4 separate regions of the Homo sapiens genome follow, and regions 2, 3 and 4 are each linked to region 1. The links are chromatin contacts, found by Hi-C or POLR2A ChIA-PET in ENCODE. All regions are on one chromosome and are shown on one strand. Each heading gives the region's core, a stretch centred on a gene start or an enhancer-like site at or near the end of the contact. The rest is flanking DNA. Distances are from core to core; before and after follow the strand shown. Region 1 has its middle 100 kb from the start of LIPC. Region 2 overlaps ADAM10 (ADAM metallopeptidase domain 10). Region 3 overlaps ADAM10 (ADAM metallopeptidase domain 10). Region 4 overlaps ADAM10 (ADAM metallopeptidase domain 10).

Region 1 (2,700 bases), core at 94-2,593:
CAAGTTAAAATCACCAGAGCCCAAGACTAATGGGCAGGAGAGGGAGGAGACAAGGTGGGAGTTGAGAAAAAAGCTGAGCCCCGAGGAAGCTGGCCCCTCCCCACAGCTGCTAAGAGAAAGACCCAGGCTCAGTCATCTCTGAATCCTCCCAGCCTTGGCTGCACTGCCACGTATAGATGGGTACAGAGTCTTTGCTGGATGAATGAGTGAATAAATGAATGGCTGCATAAACAAGTTGCTACTTACCTCTCTGGATCCTAGTGCATTTACTGAAGCTGTCCTCCCTCCTGAAGTGGGGCATACACGAGGCCAGGAGAAGGGGTTAAAGCCAACCAAGTCCAGGGAGAAACCCCTAGATTTCCTGCAGGATTTGCACAGGAACGTGTTGCAAGGTGTCTCCTCCGAGAATTCACTGAGTCCCTTCAGGAGACCCACAGAGCATAGAATGGGCCCCCAGACTTTGGAGCAGCACCCGGCTCCTACTGTCTCCCTAGGAGACCGTGGGTCCCACCAGCTTTTATTTTCTATTCAGCAACACTATTGCCTATGTTTATGGATAGGACTGTGTTGAGCAAGAGTTGACCTTTATTATCTTAATTCAATCTTCCCAAAGACCTTCTGAGATAGGTACTTTTATTTTCTTCATTTTACAGATAAGGAAATTGAGGTTTAACTATGATCCCATAGCTAATAAAAGTGACAGAACCGGGTTTTTTTCTTTTTACTGAAATGGTATTATTTCATCAGAATTTGCCCACATGCTCAACACTGCTGGAATGTGTTATTTTGAAATCTGACAATGAACTACAGAATGGTAAAAGCGGAAGAGCCTTTGAGACAAATTAGTCTAGCCCAGAGTAGGGAAGAAAAAGAGAGGGAGGCTCAGCCTGCAGGCTGCAAACCCTCCCCTCCCTGTTTGTCCTGCTCCTAAAATAAAACAGAACAAAAGACAGGAAAGTCACTAGATTAGAGAATTCAGCATCTCCCTCCTAATTCCCTGTGATGTGATAATTCTAAGACCCACTTCCTGGAGCAAGAAGAAGCTAAGATCCCTCAGCCTGGCTGATGTGGTTTTGAAAGTGGAAGAGGGCAGGAAGTGTTGTGGTCACTCCCACCCAGCTGTGGGCCTCTTCCCAGAGCCCTCCTCACCAGATGCTGCAAACTCAGACTGCAAATCCAGAAGCCTGCAGCCTTCCGGGGATTGGCTCCCTGCGAAGATAACCCTGTCCTTCAACAAACCCTCGCTTCCTATTTGCATTCCTAATTGGCATCTTCTATTGCTTTTCCTGGTGACTTCATTTTTCACTCTTGGCTAAAAATGGGTCTCTGATGATTTATTCTATCCTGGGTGTTGACAAGCTGAAGAAGTTGTGTGGGGCCTGCTGCCAGTAACCCTGGGTGACGAAGCGTGACTCACCACTCCGAGGTCAGTGGGGGGATGGAAGGCAGGGGAGTCAGCTGACAAGATCTGCTGCTTTGTCACCAGGCCTTCTGCCCTCTTCCATGAGGCAGCTACACTCTAGGAAATGTGAGACGCCCCAGAGCCCTGTGAAGGAGACAGGACAGGCAGCCCACAGGTCTGTCACATCTCAAGGCTGATTCTCTGTTTTGTTTCCCACCCCCAGTGCCAAATGCTAAGCTGCGTTTCAGAGACAGCTCTAAAAGGGAACAAGTACCCAGCCTTCCCTGAATCCCCCAGTCATATTTTCACATACACACAAAGGAGCCTTAGAGATCATTTAAATCAATCTTCTCATTTTCTGGAAAAGAATTTGAGGCCCAGAGAGGTCAAGCAACATGACCAAGGTCATAAAGTGAATTAGAGGTGGAACTGGGAATAGAACCTGGGTCTTCTGTCTCCCAGGCCCTCTGCACTGTCTACTCACCACACTATCAGGAGAATCAGACTTGTGCTGCTGAGTGAATGGGGCCAACTCTCTCCTCCATGAATGGAGGCAACAAGGGCAACCTTTAAGGAGAGATGACTGCTGGAATTTCAGCTCTGCCCTTTGTTCTTCTCTCAGAGGGGTTCTGTGTTTGGCAGACTGTCCCCCCTCTACCTGCAGGGATCCCTGCAGTCCTGGGGGATTGGGGTTAAGCTTTCTCTCTCCCAGAAAACATAGATCACTCTGAAGGCAGTTACAAACTGAGGATGATCCACAGATTATTTCTTGGCTAAGACAAGAGGAAGTTGTCTTAAATAAACCAGTATGAGAGTTTATTGCATTCCATCTGGGTGCTTGATGATCCCATGTCCCTTTTTCTCTCTGTTGACTTTCTAAGTAAACAATTTGTTAGCTCAGAGATGACTCAAATTCATAGAATCAGTAAATGAGAAAGGACTACAAAGTTCCCCTAGTCTGAACCCCCTACACTCAGCCAGTAACCACCTCTACAACATTTCTAGATTGACACTACCCTCAGCTTGAATGCTGAGAAGGATGAACAACTCTTCCTCCCTCAGTGATAGCCCCTTTTTTGCAGGATAGACCTAAGCAGTAGGCGTCAGCCATTCTGTGATGCCAGTTTTGCCCTTTAGGTCAAAATAAAGCAAGTATTTTCTCTTCTTTGCACCACAACTTGTGTCTTTGCTCATGACTTACAGGACAAGCTAAAACAGACAAAACCATTCTTGACCCTCAAAGGCTGAGTGTCCCACTGGTGGGCTAGACAGGGCTCTTACTCAGTTTTGTGTTACCA
Region 2 (2,700 bases), core at 25-2,524, 300 kb after region 1:
TGTCAAAACTCATCAAATGATGCACTTAAAATTTGTGCATTTCACTTATGCAGAAAACAGAAAAAGAACTATAAACAATATTGAACTCTAGTTAATGATTTGCAGACTAAAATGTTTAGGTGTGAAGTATACTGATGGCTGCAACTTACTTTAAATTGCAATAAAACATGAATTGAGAGATGGCAAGATTAAGAAATAACGAGATAAAGGGAATACAGCAAAGTGTTAGCAATAGTAAAATGCAGGTGGTGGGTATGTCAGTAATCACTATAGAATTCTTTCAAGTTGTCTGAATGTTTGAAAATGTTCATAACAAAACGTTAGGAAAATATACATACCAACAAAACAGTTGTTTCTCTTCTTCTCAAGAACTTGGCTTATATTTCTAATACTACAGAGTGAGAATTTATTGTTGTTAAGTTTGTCCCCAGATGTTGCTCTTGCATACATGATGTAATTGCCATTTTCTTTTTGACCCAAATTCTTAGATTCTCCTGGTGTGCACTCTGTTCCAGAATCATGCTGTCAAAAAGAATATAAAGTTACATAAACAGGAAGTAAAATAAGGTTTTCAGGTCAACTGATTAAACGTAATGTTCTCATCAGGAAAACAATGGAAGCTTGTGGACTCTCCTTTAAAAAGGATCTTACAATTGTTTTACACCTTGAGTAGGAAAAGAATTTGCTCTTTTAGGGGTCACTGTCTTAGAAAAGGAGGAAAATCAGTGGAGGTCTAGCCATAACAATTTATAGCTTTGTAAGCAGGGACTAGAATTGAGGACAGACTGTCATAAAAGTCTATTAAAAATAAGCTCACATACTTTTAAAACTAGTAACAGTAAAATAAACTACTTTAAAACTACTAAATAGTCTCTAACACATATGTTAAATTACATGTTATGAATAGTTCAGAGAAGACAGAGGTGGGGAAAGACAAAAGAATCAAGAGACTGACATGGGGCTAAATACACACAGAACAGGAATCTAAGACAGCTAACTTAATAGCCAATATATAGGAAAGGTAAGTAAAAATGCTGACTAGGAACAGAAACACAATGATATATTTTTAAATGAAAAATGGTAAAAGCCTAGAGATAAAACCAAAATACTGCTTTGCCAAATAAACAGAGTTCTGTGTACACGTAACATATAAATGCACATAAGTGGTGTTCGGTTTTGATAAATTTTATTGAAGAGTCAGATACATACAGCATAGCTCCCTGAATTTTCTCAAAGTAATGCTTATGAGACCAAGCAACAGAACACTACTACCAGATCCCAGCAGCCCCTACCATCCTGGGGATATGCACTAAAACAACCCTCACAATGCCCCTCAAACAATTCAGAACACATCAGAAGGGGCAAAAAACACTGGACACTAGAGTAATTGTGCTATTTAATTAAAATCTTGTTTTAAATACCCAACAACCCCACTCTCAAGAAAGAAAAAGACTGCCCAAGGACGTTCTGTTTTTTCCTAGAGCCCAACTAAGTTACTTTCATTTTCTATTCCCTCTTCTGAGGCAACTGTTAAATTAAAAAATGTGTCCTCTACTATCACCTTTATTCTTCCTGATACCTCTTGCCTTTCTTCTGAATCTAGATGCAGCATTTAGCAACTCTATACTATTCACCAATATTATCTTGCTTTATGTTTTCAACCTATAAAATTCAACTCAGTTTCTGAAAAAGGTGTAGCACTAGAATTATTCTCAGCATTAGAGTTTTAGAAAGGAAAGAAAAAAATCCCAATTCTGTATAACTCTTGATGTCATCACAGAATATCTTGCCACTTTTCAATTCAGTAAATATTAATGAATGTCCAGTGCTATAAAAGGAGGCACTAAAATATAAAAATATAAAGATGAGAAAAGTATTATCCCTAGCCTTCAAGGCACTTACCTTCTATTTTTAAATGATAGCAAATCTTGACATAACTGCTTAGTCTGACTTGCTGCTGCATAAATCCATTACAGATATTGCTAGTCAATTATTATTTTACTAGGCCAGGAGATATTACAATAGATCACCATTAACAGGAATAGAAGGGGAAACAGGTTGTAAGCAAGCATGCCAGCTATTTGCCATCCTCAGATAACGAATAAAACAAGCACATGAATAAGCAAAACACAAAACAGAACATAAAGGCCATCTTGACTGGACTCGCACAAGTATTCAGAGTTCAAATCAAGAGAAGCGTTTCACTAAGAAACTATAATCTTTGTGACAAGAAAACAGAAAAATTTGTCTAACTATAAGAAAGAAAATTAAGAAAACAAAAATGCATAAATAAAAATTCAATCATAATCTACCATGCACTATAACTATTAAAATTTTGATCTATTTCCTATCTGACTTATATCTAGCTGTATCACATTTTAATTTAAAATTTGGACTATACCATGTGTACAGTTATAACTTTTTTTTTTGAGACAGAGTCTCACTCTGTCCCCCAGGCTGGAGTGTAGTGGCGTGATCCTGGCTCACTGCAACCTTGGACTCAAGTCATCCTCCCCGACCTTAGCTTCTCGAGTAGCTGGGACTACAGGTGCAGTCCAGCACACCCAGCTAATTGTTTTTGTGTGTATTTTTGGTAGAGACGGGGTTTCGCCATGTTGCCCAGGCTGGTCTCGAACTCCTGGGCTCAAGCAATCTGCCCACCTCGGCCTCCCAAAGTGCTGGGATTACAGGTGTGAGTCA
Region 3 (2,700 bases), core at 134-2,633, 390 kb after region 1:
AATTCTCAAAAAAATTATATATGATCACAGCCCCGTGACTGCAGAAACGTGAATAAAACACAAAATAATCAGCCCCTCAAACTAAGATTGGAAGGCGGAAAAAAAATACACTGGTCTCAGAGGCAGAAAGAAAAGAAAAAAGAAATCACAAGCCGGGTGTGGTGGCTCATGCCTGTAATCCCAACAATTTGGGAAGCTGAGGTGGGTAGATCACCTGAGGTCAGGAGTTTGAGACCAGCCTGGCCAACAGAGTGGTGAAACCATAGTGAAACCCATAGTCTCTACTAAAAATACAAAAAAAAATTAGCCTGCCGTGGTGACTGACGCCTGTAATCCCAGCTACTTGGGAGACTAAGGCAGGAGAATCTCTTGAACCCGGGAGACGGAGGTTGCAGTGAGCCAAGGTCACGCCACTGCTCTCCAGCCTGGGCAACAACAGTGAGCCTCCACCTCAAAAAATAAAAAATAAAAAATAAACTCACCCACTTTATATCATAGCAAAAAGAATAACTGGGTAGAGAAGAGACACACAACCATGAACATAACATTGTAAAAACACACTGGAGAAAAAAACCATGAAAGAAACAATAAAAGGAAAATAGAAAAAGAATCCAATTGAGAAGAAAACAAACGACATTTGGAAACAATCCTAGACAAAGCAGAATCAGTCTTAGATTATATTAAGAAATTCATATTGGCCAGACGTGATGGCTCACACCTGTAATCCCAGCACTATGGGAGGCCGAGGCAGGTGGATCACCCAAGGTCAGGAGTTCAAGACCAGCCTGGCCAACATGGTGAAACCCTGTCTCCACTCGGGAGGCTGAGGCAGGAGAATTGCTTGAACCCGGGAGGCAGAAGTTACAGTGAGCCGAAATCGTGCCATTGCACTCCAGCCTAGGCAACAGAGCAAGACTCCGTCTCAAAAAAAAAAAAAGAAAGAAATTCATATTAATTTTCCTTAGTACAACAACATTGTTATTATAAGGAGAAGGTTCTAAATTTTGGGAGGTTCATTTTAAATATTTAAGGGTAAAATGACACGATGTCCATAACTCACACTAGACAGATTCTAGGGTGGGAGGCAGGGTAAAAAAGAAAAAAATATGCAAATTATTAAATCACTAGCTACTTCAGGAGTAATAGAGACTGAATTTAGCCTACCACCATAAACAATTAGAAAACTAGATAAAAGATGTGACAAGAGAAACAAATGAAGTGAGATCTACTACAACTGGCCCAGCTTACTGCCTGTAAGCAGTCTCCAGGCCAAATGACAGGGAGAAGAAACCAAGAGCCTGAAGTTTCCACTTAATTGAGACAACCTCTGAGTTCAGGGAGATCAGGTATTTAGAATCTATGTGCCAGAGTGTCAGAAAGGAGGAAGCTGAACAGAGAGAGAGCTCCAGCCACCTCAAGTGGGGGTTCCCTAAGGGTTTGGCTGACTACTGATCTAAGCATGTGAGAAAATAAACTCCCGCCTCAGAAAAAATGAACCACCAGTAGAAGGAAGCAAAACAATCCTCAAAGCTCACACAGGGCTGGAAAATGTTCATATTTCTACCATCTAGAGAAGAAAGACCTTGTAATGTATGGAGCATTGCTACAGTCCTCAGAAAAATAACACCTTACTAGTGGAGTGAAATTAGCCACAGAGCCTGGGCACGGTGGTTCATACCTATAATCCCAACACTTTGGGAGGCCAAGGCGGGTGGATTGCTTGAGCCCAGGAGTTCAAGACGAGCCTGGGCAACATGACCAAACCCTGTCTCTACTAAATATAAAAACTAGCTGGGCACAGTGGCACATGCCTACAGTCCCAGCTACTCGAGAGGCTGAGGTAGGAGGATTGCTTGAAGCCCAGGAAGTCAAAGCTGCAGTAAGCTATGATCGTGCCACCACACTCCAGCCTGGGCAACAGAGCAAGACCCTGTCTCAAACAAAATAAATAAATAAATAAATCGTATTTATTATATGAATATAAAAAATAAAAGAAAATTAGGCATGGTAGTGCATGCCTGCAGTCCCAGCACTTTGGGAGGCTAAGGCAGGAGGACTGTTCAAGGCCAAGAAGTTCAAGATCAGCTGGGCAATATAGCAAGACCTTGTCTCTACCAAAAAAAAAAAAAAAAAGTAAAAATTAGCCAGGAATACTTTTTATTGCACACCTGTAATCCCAGCTATTCAGGAGGCTGAGGCAGGAGGTTCGCTTGAGCCCAGGAGTCCAAGGTTGCAGTGAGCTATGATCACAACAGCCTCAGCAACAAAGTGAGACCCTGTCTCAAAAATAAAAATTAAAATTAAAAATATAAATAAATAAACAAAAACCACATAAAGGCATGTCATAAGCTAATGACTAAAAACTAGGGAGAAAAAAAAATTCTTAAAATCATCTGTGGGTAGGGAAGCACTAAAGGAGCCAGAAAAAAAAGACACATTTTATAAACAGAGGAACAAAGATAAAACTGACAGCACACTCTATGTTAAGTCAGAAGAAAATGCAGCCACATATTTAAAGTACTACAAGAAAAAAAGAACTCTATCAACCTAAGATTCTATAGCCAGTGAAAATAACTTTCACAAATGAAGGTGAGAAGAGGAGGTGAAACGAAGCCCTTCTGGGCTTCAAAGCTTACAATGCATCACTAGTAGCCTCCATTAATAGAAATGATAAAGTTTTTCAGATAGAAGGAATAATAC
Region 4 (2,700 bases), core at 121-2,620, 270 kb after region 1:
TAGCTTTCTCACGATGATGGGCAAGTTGGGTACAGGAGACACACTTCTCTTCCTAAAGTCATTATCATCTTCAATATATTTCCTTCCTTCATCTTTACTTTCATTTTTATGAAAATATGGCCATCAGTGTTATGGCTACCTAAAATATGGAACTGACCATGTTACTCCTTCATGTCAAACCCTTCTTCGAATGCTTCCCACCAAAGATTTCCAAGATAGACCACTATGTAGGAGAGAGGAAAAAAAGCAAAAGCAAAAACTTGAGCACACGATAAAGTACAGCAAAGTGTATATGATTCCACCTTTTTAAAAAGTAAATATCCTTACAGTGGTATAGACAGTTTCGAAGAATACACAAGAAATCCATCCTAGAAAGATTGGGGGTCCAGGGTTAAAAAAAAAAAAAAAAAAAAAAAAGGCCTACTTTAGAATGTATTACTTTGTCAACTAAAAAAAGAATAATCAAACTTTTCAAAAGAAAAAAAGTAGAAAAAAATGTTTTGCAAAATTCATACTTCTGTGACTTTTTCACATGCTCTGTCCCCATAAAATATTTCTGTACTCTCTACTTCTACTAATTCTTAAGAACTTAGCTTGGCCGGGCACGGTGGCTCATGTCTGTAATCCTAGCACTGTGGGAAGCCGGGGCGGGTGGATCACCTGAGGTCAGGTGTTCAAGACCAGCCTGGCCAACATGGTGAAACCCCATCTGTGCTAAAATACAAAAATTGGCCAAGCATGATGGCAGGTGCCTGTAATCCCAGCTACTCAGGAGGCTGAGACAGGAGAACCGCTTGAACCTGGGAGACGGTGGTTGCAGTGAGCCGAGATTACGCCACTGCACTCCAGCCTAGGTGGCTGAGTGAGACTCCATTTCAAAAATAAAAATAAACAAAGAACTTAGCTCTGGCGTTATCTCCTTAAAGGCTTTTCCTAATAGGTTCTCCCAGTTCTGTGAAAACAGCACACAGACTGAAGATATGTTTCTCTGGCCTGTCTTCTCTATCCCAAACTGACCTGTGAGCTCCCTGGACTTATATCCTATTACCTCAGTACCTACCCAACAAACAAAATACCTGTTGAACTAGTTATTACAAGTAAGTCATTATTTAAATATTGACCTTGAAACATAACTAACAGCTCATTTATTACTTCCAGATTGCCTAACACATACAAATAATGTGACAAGGCCGTTACAACAGAGATAGGACAGTAAAACTGGTTTGGATATATTTAATGATAGTCTTTTTAGTACCTACACACTCTTTTTTTTCTCTTTTAAGAGACAGGATCTTGCTCTGTTGCCCAAGCTGGAATGCAGTGGTGCAATCACGGCTCACTGCAGCCTTGCCCTCCTGGGCTGTGGTGATCCTCCTGAGTAGCTGGGACTACAAGGTACATGCCGCCACACCCTGCGAATTCATTTATTTATTTATTTGCACACACAGGTCTTGCTAGATTGTCCAGGTTGGTCTTCAACTGCTAGTCTCCAGCAATTTTCCCTCCTCAACCTCCCAAAGTGCTAAGATTAAAGGTATAAGCTACTGTACCTGGCCTATAGATTTAAATAAAGAGCCATACGAGTACACGCTATGGCAGTAAGAGAGGCAGATTGGAGACAGAAAGCCCAGATTTAGTAGTGGTTAAAACTGTAGAAAACAAAGGTAAAAAGAACCTAGTCGCAGTTTAGATCAACAGATGTATAATAAAATATGGCACTCAAGCCCTTCAGAACTTCCAGTTCCTTCTAGCACAGTGTTCCTGGCTTTCTTCTAAATTTTTTCAGGTAACTATGTATCTCACAAGCCCAATGCTTGAGATGTTTTAGTGCCAATGATAGTAGCTTTTGTGAATTTAGCGTGTGGGGAAATGGAACATGGCAATAGACAAAAGACAGTAAGAAAAACTAAACAAAATAAATAGTGCATCTGAAAATATTAGTAAGTACGGCCACCTTTATAGTTTTCCTTTTTAAAAAAAGAATGAGTTAAATGCTAAATTACATGCTATCCCCTTTAAATATACTATAAAATCAGGGAAAGGAATACTAACTAGGGTAGTAAATGTAAAATATGCATTTCTCTCAAAAGAAAAGATCACAAATTGCCCACCTGTTAGTCTGAAAGAAAGGGGAGCTGTCATTCATTCAATGAACATTTACTGAGCGTAAACTGAGTGCCAGGGTCTTATATCCCAGAGACAAGGGTGTTAAGCAAAACTTTAGGGACAAAGAGAAGACATCCAACCATTTTTCAAAAACTCAAGAAGTTTCTCAACTCAGAAAATAATTCTACATAAGAAAAAGAGAGATGATGTTCAATACAGGCACTTAAACATAGCCAATAATAAAGTAAAAAGTCAAAATTAAATAGTCTAATTTATTATGTATTAATTACAATAGTATTTAATTTGATAATCTAAATATAAACAAAAAGAACCTATATGGTAACAAAATGACAAAGCAAGTATCATCTAAAAAAAAGTGCATGAGCGAGGACAGGGAAGACATGCACTCAAGTCTCTTCAGACATAAGATAATCTACTGTTCTTAAAGACCTCCAGAAAGTCAACCATATGATCCTTTCAATGAATACTGCAGTGTTCAACAACGCTCACTCTCAGCAAATGCATTCTGGACTTCCCATGGGTCACAAGACCATGTGGGGCCCAGAGCTCCTTGCCATGATACTGATTATGTCA

What was found. A loop is a pair of places that touch in the nucleus more often than their neighbours do. ChIA-PET counts read pairs that join two places held with the same protein, here RNA polymerase II (POLR2A). Pooled maps may share reads with other maps.
Region 2: a pooled map shows a loop between it and region 1 (10-fold over the local background). The contact joins two enhancer-like sites. A Hi-C loop is called at or near these places in 1 of 168 maps with a recorded cell type or tissue (breast epithelium) and 6 of 50 pooled maps. POLR2A ChIA-PET finds 5 or more read pairs at or near these places in 3 of 52 experiments (A549, PC-9 and activated T-cell).
Region 3: a loop to region 1 is called in a pooled map, with 2.2 times the contacts of the local background. The contact joins two enhancer-like sites. A Hi-C loop is called at or near these places in 1 of 168 maps with a recorded cell type or tissue (left colon) and 3 of 50 pooled maps. POLR2A ChIA-PET finds 5 or more read pairs at or near these places in 3 of 52 experiments (activated CD4-positive, alpha-beta T cell, activated T-cell and naive thymus-derived CD8-positive, alpha-beta T cell).
Region 4: a map of Calu3 shows a loop between it and region 1 (6-fold over the local background). The contact joins two enhancer-like sites. A Hi-C loop is called at or near these places in 1 of 168 maps with a recorded cell type or tissue (Calu3) and 3 of 50 pooled maps. POLR2A ChIA-PET finds 5 or more read pairs at or near these places in 3 of 52 experiments (OCI-LY7, PC-9 and activated T-cell).

The regions. Positions count from the first base shown.
Region 1 is chr15:58,330,933-58,333,632 of GRCh38, forward strand. No RefSeq gene overlaps it. Among named protein-coding and RNA genes, the nearest start is that of LIPC, 100 kb to the right of the region's middle. RefSeq lists enhancers at 942-2,141, 1,298-1,592. Within about 2 kb of position 1,344, at least 36 of the 41 ENCODE cell types and tissues checked have a DNase peak (open chromatin) inside an H3K27ac peak, as active enhancers do; they include PC-9, where a contact is called at or near this core.
Region 2 is chr15:58,627,362-58,630,061 of GRCh38, forward strand. It overlaps ADAM10 (ADAM metallopeptidase domain 10), which reads right to left. Exons shown (of 16, transcript NM_001110.4): 10 at 339-522. Among named protein-coding and RNA genes, the nearest start is that of ADAM10, 120 kb to the right of the region's middle. Within about 2 kb of position 1,275, at least 5 of the 41 ENCODE cell types and tissues checked have a DNase peak (open chromatin) inside an H3K27ac peak, as active enhancers do.
Region 3 is chr15:58,723,253-58,725,952 of GRCh38, forward strand. The region is part of intron 1 of ADAM10 (ADAM metallopeptidase domain 10); the gene reads right to left. Among named protein-coding and RNA genes, the nearest start is that of ADAM10, 25 kb to the right of the region's middle. RefSeq lists an enhancer at 1,111-1,330. Within about 2 kb of position 1,384, at least 7 of the 41 ENCODE cell types and tissues checked have a DNase peak (open chromatin) inside an H3K27ac peak, as active enhancers do.
Region 4 is chr15:58,603,484-58,606,183 of GRCh38, forward strand. The region is part of intron 14 of ADAM10 (ADAM metallopeptidase domain 10); the gene reads right to left. Among named protein-coding and RNA genes, the nearest start is that of LIPC-AS1, 110 kb to the left of the region's middle. Within about 2 kb of position 1,371, at least 5 of the 41 ENCODE cell types and tissues checked have a DNase peak (open chromatin) inside an H3K27ac peak, as active enhancers do; they include PC-9, where a contact is called at or near this core.